Linked DNA regions of Mus musculus: region 1 is linked to region 2. A link is a contact called in ENCODE Hi-C or POLR2A ChIA-PET data. All regions are on one chromosome and are shown on one strand. Each heading gives the region's core, a stretch centred on a gene start or an enhancer-like site at or near the end of the contact. The rest is flanking DNA. Distances are from core to core; before and after follow the strand shown. Region 1 overlaps Znrf3 (zinc and ring finger 3). Region 2 overlaps Znrf3 (zinc and ring finger 3).

Region 1 (5,540 bases), core at 2,298-4,797, 57 kb before region 2:
AAAGAAGACTTAGAATTTTAATTTAGGAGCAATGGACCTGCCTGCCATCCAATGGCCTCCTTTCTGTGTATCCAGAAAACCACTCAGGTTGACAAAAATCCTGGCCATATCATGACCCATTAAGTTCTTATAAAGAAATCTCCAAATAGCAAATCTCTAGTCTTCTTTATTTCATACAAAAACTTTTTTTAAAATACAAGGTCTCATCTATGGCTGGCTGGGAACTCATTGTGTAGCTCAGGGTGACTTCTTCAGGTTTGTAGCAGTCCCCTTGCCTTTACCTCCTAGGTGCTGGATTCACAGGTGTGAGCTGCATGCCTGCTCTTTAAAAGGGAGCTTGACTTGCATTTCATTGTAATTATTGGCATGTGTTAAAATACCCAATTTTCCATTATAGGAACAAGCAAACAAAAATACAATATGCTTCTGAAGAAACCACGTGTTCCTGTCCTCTTGTATCCTCTGACTTTGACCGTGGTCTCCTGTCTGGACTTGCCTTTCAGACTTGTCTTTGAAAACATCCTTGTTATTGACAGTTTTATCTAAGAGGATATCCACAGAACCTCTTATGGGCATAGAGTGATTGTTATAAGCATTTATGAAAGACTTGACTTTTTTGTTGCTCTATAGTAGTGTTACTTTGCATGAATAGCAGTCAATTTCAGGTCTCAAGAATGGCTGAAGAAGTGGTGTGAGGTGTCATCAGTATTCTTCACAGTGACAACTTGTATCCAGAGTAGTGTCCAGCCAAAACCACATTACTTTCCTGAGTCTTAGGAACTTGTCTGTTTTGACAGCAACCAGAAGCAAAAAGAAGTGAAAGCTTTTTTTTTTTTTTTGGTTGGTTTTGAGTAATGTTGTCTCTTTTGTTTGTTAGATTAAGGAAATGAAATAATTACTAGGGCCCTAGATGTGAGCAAGGTCTGGGCCATGTGCCCGTGGTGCTTCTATAGTTGGATAATCCTTTTGAACCAGTTCAAAGTGTTGGAATAACTGGAGCTGAGCACTGTCATCACTGATTAAATTCATATTATTGTTGGTTTCCCCTGTGAGCTGTTAGTACTCTGGTGTTTTTCTTGCTGAGAGCCTGCAGGCAGGCTACACATGCAGAGGTAACCAGTGTGTGCATCCAGTGCTATGTGTCTGGCTCTCCAGCTTACAGGAGTACTTTCTTTGGTCACTCAGCCCCTGCAGGGAAGCCCATCAAAGGCCATATATAGTATTTGTTGTAAGACAGGAGTATGTCTTTTAAAAACACATTACTACCAGGTAGTGCTGTGTTTGCTTTTAAGCTGTATTGTGTTTTGGGTTTTAGTTGCCTCTTATTGCAGCAGATAGGTACATTATAGAATCATTTTCAAACAGCTGATCAAACATCATGATTACAGGGAAGGTTCAATACTTAAATGCATTTTCTCACTTAGTGTCTATCCACTTAGCATAATTTTTATAAATGAATACTAGGATCTCTGTCTTTTAAAGCTATTATCCAGGCTGGAGAGATCGTTCAGCGGTTAAGAGCACTGACTGCTCTTCCGAAGTTCAATTCCCAGCAACCACATGGTGGCACATAACCATCTGTAATGAGATCTGACGCCCTCTTCTGGTGCATCTGAAGACATCTACAGTGTATTTATAATAATAAATAAAAATCTTTGGGCCGGAGGGAGCGGGGCCGACTGGAATGAACAGAAGTACTAAAACCAATCATCCTTATTTTCTAACCCATTAACTTTTGTATTTTCATTTTCAGTTTTTGACCAGAAATAGATGACTTATTTTCGGTGTCCTATGTATCACTAGGAGAGCAGTCTTCCCACTGAGTCACACCCCTCAGTTTGACTGTGGTTTAGAAGTAGCACAGGCTGTGCCCATTAACTTTATTATTTTTTTTAATGTGAGTTTTTCCTGGGGTGTTATTTTTATTATCCTCTTTTGGTACAGAGGAACCATAGATTATAGAAGCATTCTTGGTTTTTCTTTAAAAAGCAAAGTTGATTGGCAGAGACTCCAGCTGAGCATTCAGAAAACCTGTGCCTGAAGTGGAGGAGTGCTGGTTTACCTCTCAGACTGTTCCCAGTTGGAAGCCTCCACACACAGCCAGAGCTGCGGAGCTCCTTTGCTGTGTCAGTTCCTTATCCTTATTATCACAATCACTATGACAACAGGAAGAAAAGAAACTGTTCTTCTATGTTCTGGATTCCAGGAAAAATAGTTTAGGCCATTGGTTCAAAGAGCTAGAGAGGCATTCATTCAGGACAACTTTCTAACATTCTAAATGGCTCAGAGGGTAAATTATTCGGTGAACAAACATGAAGACTTGAGTTTGGATCCCCCAGAAGGTGGGGAGAATACTACAAGACTGTGATTCCAATACTTGTAAGTTAAAGTAGGCTGTGGAATCAGGAGATGCCCCAGGAGCTTAAGGCCAGCTAGCCTGGCATGTGCAGTGATAAAACAGCAAAAGACAAGATAGAAAACAAGGACTGACACCTGAGGTCACTTCCGACCTCTACATACATGCCTGTGCATGTACAAATACAGAGCTTTCTAATTTTTTAAAAAAGGAATTATGTATTTTTTATACATTAAAAAAAGGGTGAAAAAAACCTTATGATTCAAGAGAAAAGTGGATGGGGTTGTCACCCTATCCCTTCACATAATTTATAAGCCTTGATTTTAGCTACCACACTTTTAAGAAAAGGTCTGGACCATCTTGCATCCTGGACCACAAAGGGGAAAGGACAACAGGAGGGAAATTTCCCTTTAAATCCTCAGGAACTTTTGGATAAGGTCTTATTACCGCGTGAGTTAGCTTGTCCTACTAGTATAGCAAGTAGTTCCTATGTTACAGTGACTCACTTGCATGAAGATGATCCTTTTGAAGTTATTGTAAATCTTCAGTGAGATATAGAAGTGTTATAACCTTGGGCAAAAGCAGTTAGTCCATGTCTCTCTCCTTGAGACATGGGGAGACTGTGCCAGTGTGTTTCAACAATTTGTGTTGAAAGCTTCTGAAAGCTACTCTTGGTTTCAGAGCTTGGCAGGTGGACCATCTCAAGGGAACAGTTCTCTCCAGACACTTATGCCTGGTAACACATTGTCTTTTGACTTAGAGGTTCCTGTAGATTCTTTGTCCATTAAGAAAACAGTGAACCTGTGATGTAATCAGTCTCAGTGGGCCCTGAGAAATCTGAAGAAGGCCCATTTTCATATTTTATCTCAAAACAGTTGTTCCATACCTATACCGTGCCTTGGTCTGGTGCGCATGCTCCTTGTTAGCCATGCTGCTTTAGCAGCCCCTTATTTGGAAATGCAGATGGATGTTCATTACCTTTTCTAGATATCATGGGGTCTGTCTGTTGAGGAGAAAATTAGAACTTCTCAGGTTGTTCATCCTGGTTGTAGCTGTATATTTGTTGTAGCTGTAATACCCAAATCCATGTCAGACTTTAGTATCACCGAGAGTTAGCTTTAGTCATGTGGGTGGTAAAACTGCTGGTTCTTTCTTCACTGTGTCTGCCTGAGTCATCCCACATGCTCATTTCCTAACTGTCTACAGCCATGTCCTGGATGGCTCCCAAAATAGCTGTCCCAAACAGTCTCCCTTCAAGTGAACACTGACTGTCCCATGCAGGGAGCCCATGGGTAGTCTCTCCTGGAATTCTCTATGTAGACCAGGCTGGCCTCAGACTTACAAAGGTATGCCTGACTATGCCTGACTTTGTCTTCAGTGTGCTGAAATTAAAGGCATGTGCTGCTATGTTCAGCCTCTGCAACTGTCACTAAACTACTTGGTCTTTTCTTCTCTTTTTTTAAACCTAATTTTGCATTCTTATTCTTTCATTTTCAATACCTCTGTTTCCCCTCCTCCCACTCATCCTTTTTTGTTTTTTTGAGACAGGGTTTCTCTGTATAGCCCTGGCTGTCCTGGAACTCACTCTGTAGACCAGGCTGACCTCAAACTCAGAAATCCGCCTGCCTCTGCCTCCCAAGTGCTGGGATTAAAGGTGTCATCCTTTTTTCTTTTTCCTTCAGAAAAGAGCATGCCTCTCAGGTATATCAGCCAAACAAGGCATAACAAGATACAGTAAGATTAGGCACAAACCCTCATATCAGGGTTGTGCAAGGCAACCCAGTAGCTTGTGAGTTAGAGACACCCTCACTTCCACTGTTATGAGTCCCACCAAAACACCAAGCTAACAACCATGATGCATATAGAGGACCTAGCACAGACCCATGCAGACTCTGTGCTTCCTGATGCAGTCTTTGTGAAAGCCCTGCTTGGTTGATTCTGTGAGCCATGTTCTCCTTGGGTACTTGATACCTCTAGCTCTTACAGTTTTTCCTCCTTGGCTTCTGTGGGGTTCCCTCAGCTACTCTCTAATTTGAGCTTTCTCTCCACCTAATGTTTGGCTGTGGGTCTCTGCATCTGCTCCCATCAGCTGCCAGCAGTGCCTCTCTGATGACAATTGGGTGAGGCACTGATCTATGAGAATAGCAGAATACCATTAGGAATCATTCTATTGATTTTTTTTTTCTTTTTTCTTCTATCCTAGGTCTCTGGGCTATCCAACCTCTGAGTCCTAGTCCAAGTCATTGGTTGGCCACTACCACAAGTTTATACATCCATGGCCCTAGCACATCTTGCAGGCAGGATAGATTGTAGGTGGAAGGTTTTATAACTGGGTTAGTGTCCCAGTCTCACCATCAGAAGCCTTAACTGATTAAAGAAGATGGCTGGTTAAGTCTCTATATCCTCATAGATTCCTGGGAGTTTCTACTGTACTAATAAGTTTCCACATCACCCCCATCACCTCATTCCAGTGCCCCCAATTCTAGTGTCTCCTATCTCTCTCCTTCCCCCTTCCCCTGATCCCCCCCCTGTTCCCACCCCTACCTGTCCCCAGTCCACTAGCACATCTATCTATTCTATTTCCCCTTCTTAGGGCGATCCATGTGTCACACCCCAGCACCCATTATTTAGCCTTTCTAGGCTTGTGAATTGTAGCATGATTACTTTACAGCTAATATCTGCTTAAAAGAGAGTATATGAGTCTGGGTTACCTCACTCAGAATGATTTTTTTTTCCTAGTTCATTCCATCTATTTACCTGCAGATTTAATGATGTCATTTCTATAAATAGCTGAGTAATACTCCATTGTGTAAATGTGCCAAATTTTCTTTATCCATTCTTCAGTTGAAGGACATCTAATTTGTTTCCAGTTTCTAGGTATTATGAATAACACAGCTATGAACATAGTTAAGCAAGTGGTGGAATGGAATGTTCTTTGGGTGTGTGCCCAAGAGCAGTATAGCTGGATCTTGAGGAAGATTGATGCCCCAGTTTTTTGAGGAACTGCCTGCCACATTGATGTCTATAGTATTTTTACAAGTTTACACTCCCACCAGCAATGGAGGACTATTCCCCTTGCTTTACAGCCTTGCCAGCATGAGCTATCACTTATGTTATTAGCTATTCTGATTGGCATAAAATAGAATCTCACAACAGTTTGATTTGCATTTCTCTGATTGCTAAG
Region 2 (5,449 bases), core at 1,232-3,731:
AAATAATAACTAAGTGGGGGAAAAAACGAACTAAGTGGGGCCTGGACAGGGCTCTGGAAAGATGGCTCAGGGACCAAGAGCACTTACTATTCTTGTAGAAAATCCAGGCTTGGTTCCCAGCATCCACATAGCAATTCACAACCACTTGTACCTTCAGCTCTAGGGATCTGATGCCCTCTTCTGACCTATATAAATGTTTAAAAGATAAAAATGAAGTAATTGGAATTATAAGTCTGCTCTTCTAAACTTGGCCAGTATAACACTTGTTTATTTAAACTATAAATGAAATATTTTGAGGTTCAGCATTCATGTTTCCAAATGGGACAAAATGAAAACTTTGATGGGATGGGATGGGATGGGATGGGATGGGATGGGATGGGATGGGATGGGATGGGATGGGAGATAGGATGGGATGGGATGGGATGGGATGGGATGGGATGGGATGGGAGATAGGATGGGATGGGATGGGATGGGATGGGATGGGATGGGAGATGGGATGGGATGGGATGGGATGGGATGGGATGGGATGGGATGGGAGATAGGATGGGATGGGATGGGATGGGATGGGATGGGATGGGATGGGAGATAGGATGGGATGGGATGGGATGGGATGGGATGGGATGGGAGATGGGATGGGATGGGATGGGATGGGATGGGATGGGATGGGATGGGATGGGATGGGATGGGATGGGAGATGGGATGGGATGGGATGGGAGATGGGATGGGATGGGATGGGATGGGATGGGATGGGATGGGATGGGAGATAGGATGGGATGGGATGGGATGGGAGATGGGATGGGATGGGATGGGATGGAATTGGAGATGGGATGGGATGGGAGATGGGATGGGATGGGAGATGGGATGGGATGGGAGATGGGATGGGATGGGATGGGATTGGGAGAGGTTTAGGTTAAATGTCAACCCTCTAATTCATAGACAAGATATATAACTTACAAGCTTCTGGCTCTGTAGTGGAGCCAGCTGCCCTAGCCTTGCAGTTGCGCACATTTGGAAGCACTGAGTGTCTCACCTCAAACATTAATGAGTATTTTACTTTCCCTTCTGAAGTTTCATGCTTCCAGTCACTGTTGCTGATGACAAGATGTGTGGTGTTAGCAGAAGACCTAGCTTATCATCCCCTTAATCCACACCCAAGATGGCCCTGTGCTAGTTCCCAGTCCTTCCTATAGCTTCCTATCCTCCTAGGGACAGATGACTATGGCAACATAGGTCTCTAAGCAAGGTGAAGGGAACTTGGTGTTTGAAGACTGAGAGGCCACCTGCATGTGTGTAAGCCCCTTCCAAGTGGCAGGTGAACTGTGAGCACACTCTAATGAGGAACTGAGGAATAGTGTATATTCCTCAGTATAGTCTAGGATATTTTGTGCTTAGTGTTAAAGTTGTATAGTCAGAATATTTCTGTTTTGAATTTGCTTTTAAATCTGTTTACCACCTGATTCAAGAGTATTGTAATTTCTTTTCCTTCATCGCAAGTATTGCTGGGTTCTGCTTAATTAGATCCAGATTCCTACTAGTCCATCAGCATCAGAACATAGGGATCAAACTAAACTATCAAACTTGATGGCAGATGTCCTTACTCACTGAGACACCTCACCAGGCAGTGATTTTTAGTTTATTTTTATTTTTCAGTCCCCCAGTTTCTCTCTCAGTAGGCCAATCTTAAGAACAAAGCCCCTTGCTGCAAGAACCTACCCTGATTCTCCAGAGGGCCGCTGAGGTGCTCAGACTTTGCAGGCAAGGTTGTTAAGTCTGGTTCTGCCACCTAATTAACACTTGTTTATATTAATTAGTTGCCACATGTACAGAAGGCAGTGGTCCTTTTTTGAAGTTTCCAGTTACAGACCTAATAAGATCTGGCCTGAAATGGGACTTTGAGAACCTCCCAAGGCAAGGTAACAGCTTCCAAGTCCTCTACAAGTTTCTCTTTCAGGCATAGACAGCTCTACAGCCATTTTTCCATAACATCCTTCATTTACTCAGAAGGATGGATGGAACAGGAGGGTGTGCACAGGCTCTCTTTGAGTTTTTGGTGCTCCTTGTCAGGTGTCAAAACAAAGGGGACCATTGTGTTTCTTGGAACTGATCTAAAAGTCTGTGTTTGAGATTAAGATCTAAGGAAATGCATTTCCGTTTAACACCCAGTAGTTTCTGATTGTGAAAAGACTCACAACCTGTACATCGGCGCCGTACATGACTACAGACTCCAGCCTCTTCTGTTGGTTCCTTTAATTAGTAGGAATTAAGTGGAGGCTGCTGCATATTTTGAGAATAAATAACACTGTTTAAACTTAGGCAGCCTTAACCATTAACTTAACCGCTGGATTCTCGCTGCTACATGTCTCCTGAATAGATCAGCATAATCTTAACTAGGACTTAAAAATCCTTCATCCGCTCCCTCGCTCGCTCACTCACTCACTCTCGGGAACTTAGAACTTGAAGCCCATGGGAGCCTTTGGAGACTTAATGACTTTAATTATGGCAAGAAGTATCTTGTGGTGGGTAGGAGTACAGCTGGTGGGAGAGCCCTTTCTCAGTGCAGCCGGATGGGAGCTGGCAGAAAGGCAGTCATGGGGGAGGGGACTGAGAGGGGTGACTTGGGGGGGGGGGGTTGGCCGCAGGGCCTCTGAATTCTGAACTGTGTTTGTGGCTTCAGAGCTTTGATCACTTGCCAGGGAAACCTGGAAGGTCAGGCCAGGCTGCAGCCAAGCCCTGGAATGAGGAGCCAAGTCAGTGGAGCGGGCAACACTATGTCACTGCCCTCACCTCCCACCCTAGAGGAAGTAACCCTATCTGCAACCCCATCCTCTGGTCCTCTTTCTGTGGTGGTCTTCTTTTGAATTGGGGTCTCTAAAGCCTGCAATAAGCCAACAAAGTGCCTTCCAAATGTGACTTGGTAAAATCAGATATGCTATATGTACTTTTAGAGGAAATCAGGACTGGTTTTTGTTTGTTTTTAATTCTGTGTGTGCCTAGTACAAATTACTCTAGAGCACAGGTGATCTCTCCTGGTGGCTTGTGTCAGGTTTCCCCATTTTTTTTAACATTACCATCACCACCACCACCCCCACCTTGTTTCTTGGCACCAAGTTTTTCTCACTGGTTCCCTGTGTGCCCTAGTGTGTGACCTCATTTCCTATGTAATGAAAAGTTTCTGTCGGAAAACAGGGCCCTTGGTGAGTGTCTTTGAGCCCCTTTGCCTAGTATGACTCACACTTTAGGGCACAGGGCTGTGCAGAATACGCAAGAGCCTGGTGCCTGGGTGGTCACTGCCTAGAGGCAGTGAAGGAAGGAGAAAGTAAGGAGTGAAGGTTTAAAGTCCATTTAGTGACCTCCAGAGAGAAGGGGTACACAAGGACCCAGTGAGTGGGCTGCTTAGACCAGGAAACCCCACCAAGAGAGAGCTGGTGGTGGTGGTAGGTATGGTCAGGTCCACTGGTTGACCTCCATTGGTATGACCTGCCCCTACCACAACCACCACCACTTTCCCCTACATGACCTCACTGGCAGTAGGCACAGGACCCCATACAACAACAGAAGCTTGTTACTGCCACTCTGCAAGTCTGTAGACTGCAGAAAAGAATGGTGTCTCTCATGTTGGTGTTTAAAAATTGTGACGCTGTGGTTTCTGCAGCCAGTACTCCTAGAGAGCCGTGCTCTGTGTCTCAACAGGTCCTGTGCCTTGTTCTCTCTTGCAAGTGGTAGGATAGATTCCATCAGTCCTCTAGGCCAGAGGAAGGCCAAGGGCACATATCCAAGGGTAGTCATCTGGCTAGCTTTTCCTCATTGGAATTCTATGGAAAGTTCACTTTCCTCCAGAGAGAGAAGGGACACAGCACACACTTTAAATGTACAGGAATTTTTTTTTTTTTTTGAGAGCTTTGAAATCCAGAGATGTGTGTGTACAAAGTCCAGGGCCTAAGAGCCACAGGCAGAGCCACTGGAGTTTAAGACTGGCCAGAAACAACATGTGTGCCTTAGAAGTCAAAAGCCTCCTTAGCAGTACAACAGAAGATGGTGCAGATAAGAAGGCAGGTCTTGAAGTCTGAAGTGTGAAGACTAAAGGCTGCAGATTGCAGAGTACCAAAAAGACATAGCTAAACAGACGGATCCTAATTGAAGAGTTGGAGGATCCACAGGATTCCCATTGGTTAGGAGTTGGCTGTAGTCAGTGTTGGGAGCAGGAAAGCCCAAGTATGGTGCTTACTACCGAGTGAAACTGATGCTGTGTGAGCGCAGCAGGGTACTGTAAAGAAGTCTGGTGGCCAGGCTGCCCTCTTGTGTGGGAAGCTTTTGAAGATTGGTGCTGCAATATGGAGCTGGGTGCAAGTGTTAGAAAATGCCATGAAGGGCAAGTTAAGTGAGGTAAAGCTGAGCTCTAGAGGTGCTGCATGCTACATCCTGCAGTGGGAAGGACAATCAGAACCAATAGGAGGACATGGTAAAAGGGAGCAGGCTGTTGAGTTTGGAAGCAGTTAGCAAGGGAAGTCAAATTTTAAGCAGCCCTAAAAGCAATATAGATCCCTGACTGAGAAAGGTCCTTGTGCTGTGCTGTCAGTAAGACAGGCTAGGTAGGGAGAGCCCCAGGGATAAACTAGTTATAACTCACAAGGTAGTGATAGGGTTGCAACAGTGGAGAAAAATAGTAAGTAGATTTGGAAGTTATGGATTGGTAAGCAGTTAAATGTAAGGGTGAAGCAACAGACTAGTTAGCATGCACTACCTTGAGAGAGGAGCCCACGTTGTAGGGAAGAAAGAATTGCTTTTATTTGGTTTCATTTCTTTGGATTTTTCAAGACAGTGTCTCACCATGCATTCATAAACTCTTTATACCTCTGACTGACTCAGACTTGCAGTGATGCATCTGCCCCAGCCTCCTGAGTGCTAGAATGACAGATATGCACCACCACAAGCAACTTAAAACTCCGGATTGAATGAATCATAGGCCCATGGCACCCACATTGTCCTGCTCAAGAAATGGCCCACAAGTGTCTGAGATAATATACTCTGGCCTGCTCTGGAAATAGCTGCAGAAGTTTGGAGAAACCCAATCTGAAGCAGAAAGTTTGTGCCAAGTCAGGGGAAGCAGTCCTTGGGCCTCCAGAACCATGAATTCCCCACGGTCGTCATTTCTGCCCACTTGGGTTAAGCTGCTATCTGTAAGCCCATCTGAGAGCTCTGTCAGTGTGTTCACAGGGTGAAGGGAGGAGACCCCAGCACCTCCTTGCCTAAGAAAGAGTGCTTCACTCGGAGATTATGAAGGTGCATTATAGTAGATGCTTCCAAAATGTCCTTGTTTGTGTCTTCCTTGAAGTTCCTATGGCACAATTATTTGGCTGTCTTAAATTGTTCACAGATGTAACTGTGTAATTGAATGTTTTCATACCAGTAACCACCATTTCTGTTAAGTTGTGGATGTACGTGTTATTTA

What was found. A loop is a pair of places that touch in the nucleus more often than their neighbours do. ChIA-PET counts read pairs that join two places held with the same protein, here RNA polymerase II (POLR2A).
Region 1: a map of Patski shows a loop between it and region 2 (2.5-fold over the local background). The contact joins two enhancer-like sites. A Hi-C loop is called at or near these places in 3 of 37 maps with a recorded cell type or tissue (Patski, T-helper 1 cell and adrenal gland). POLR2A ChIA-PET finds 5 or more read pairs at or near these places in 1 of 5 experiments (Patski).

What each region holds. Positions count from the first base shown.
Region 1 is chr11:5,352,966-5,358,505 of GRCm38, reverse strand. All of the region lies in intron 1 of Znrf3 (zinc and ring finger 3), which reads left to right. Among named protein-coding and RNA genes, the nearest start is that of Znrf3, 89 kb to the left of the region's middle. Within about 2 kb of position 3,547, at least 1 of the 3 ENCODE cell types and tissues checked has a DNase peak (open chromatin) inside an H3K27ac peak, as active enhancers do.
Region 2 is chr11:5,294,523-5,299,971 of GRCm38, reverse strand. All of the region lies in intron 2 of Znrf3 (zinc and ring finger 3), which reads left to right. Among named protein-coding and RNA genes, the nearest start is that of Kremen1, 36 kb to the right of the region's middle. Within about 2 kb of position 2,481, at least 1 of the 3 ENCODE cell types and tissues checked has a DNase peak (open chromatin) inside an H3K27ac peak, as active enhancers do.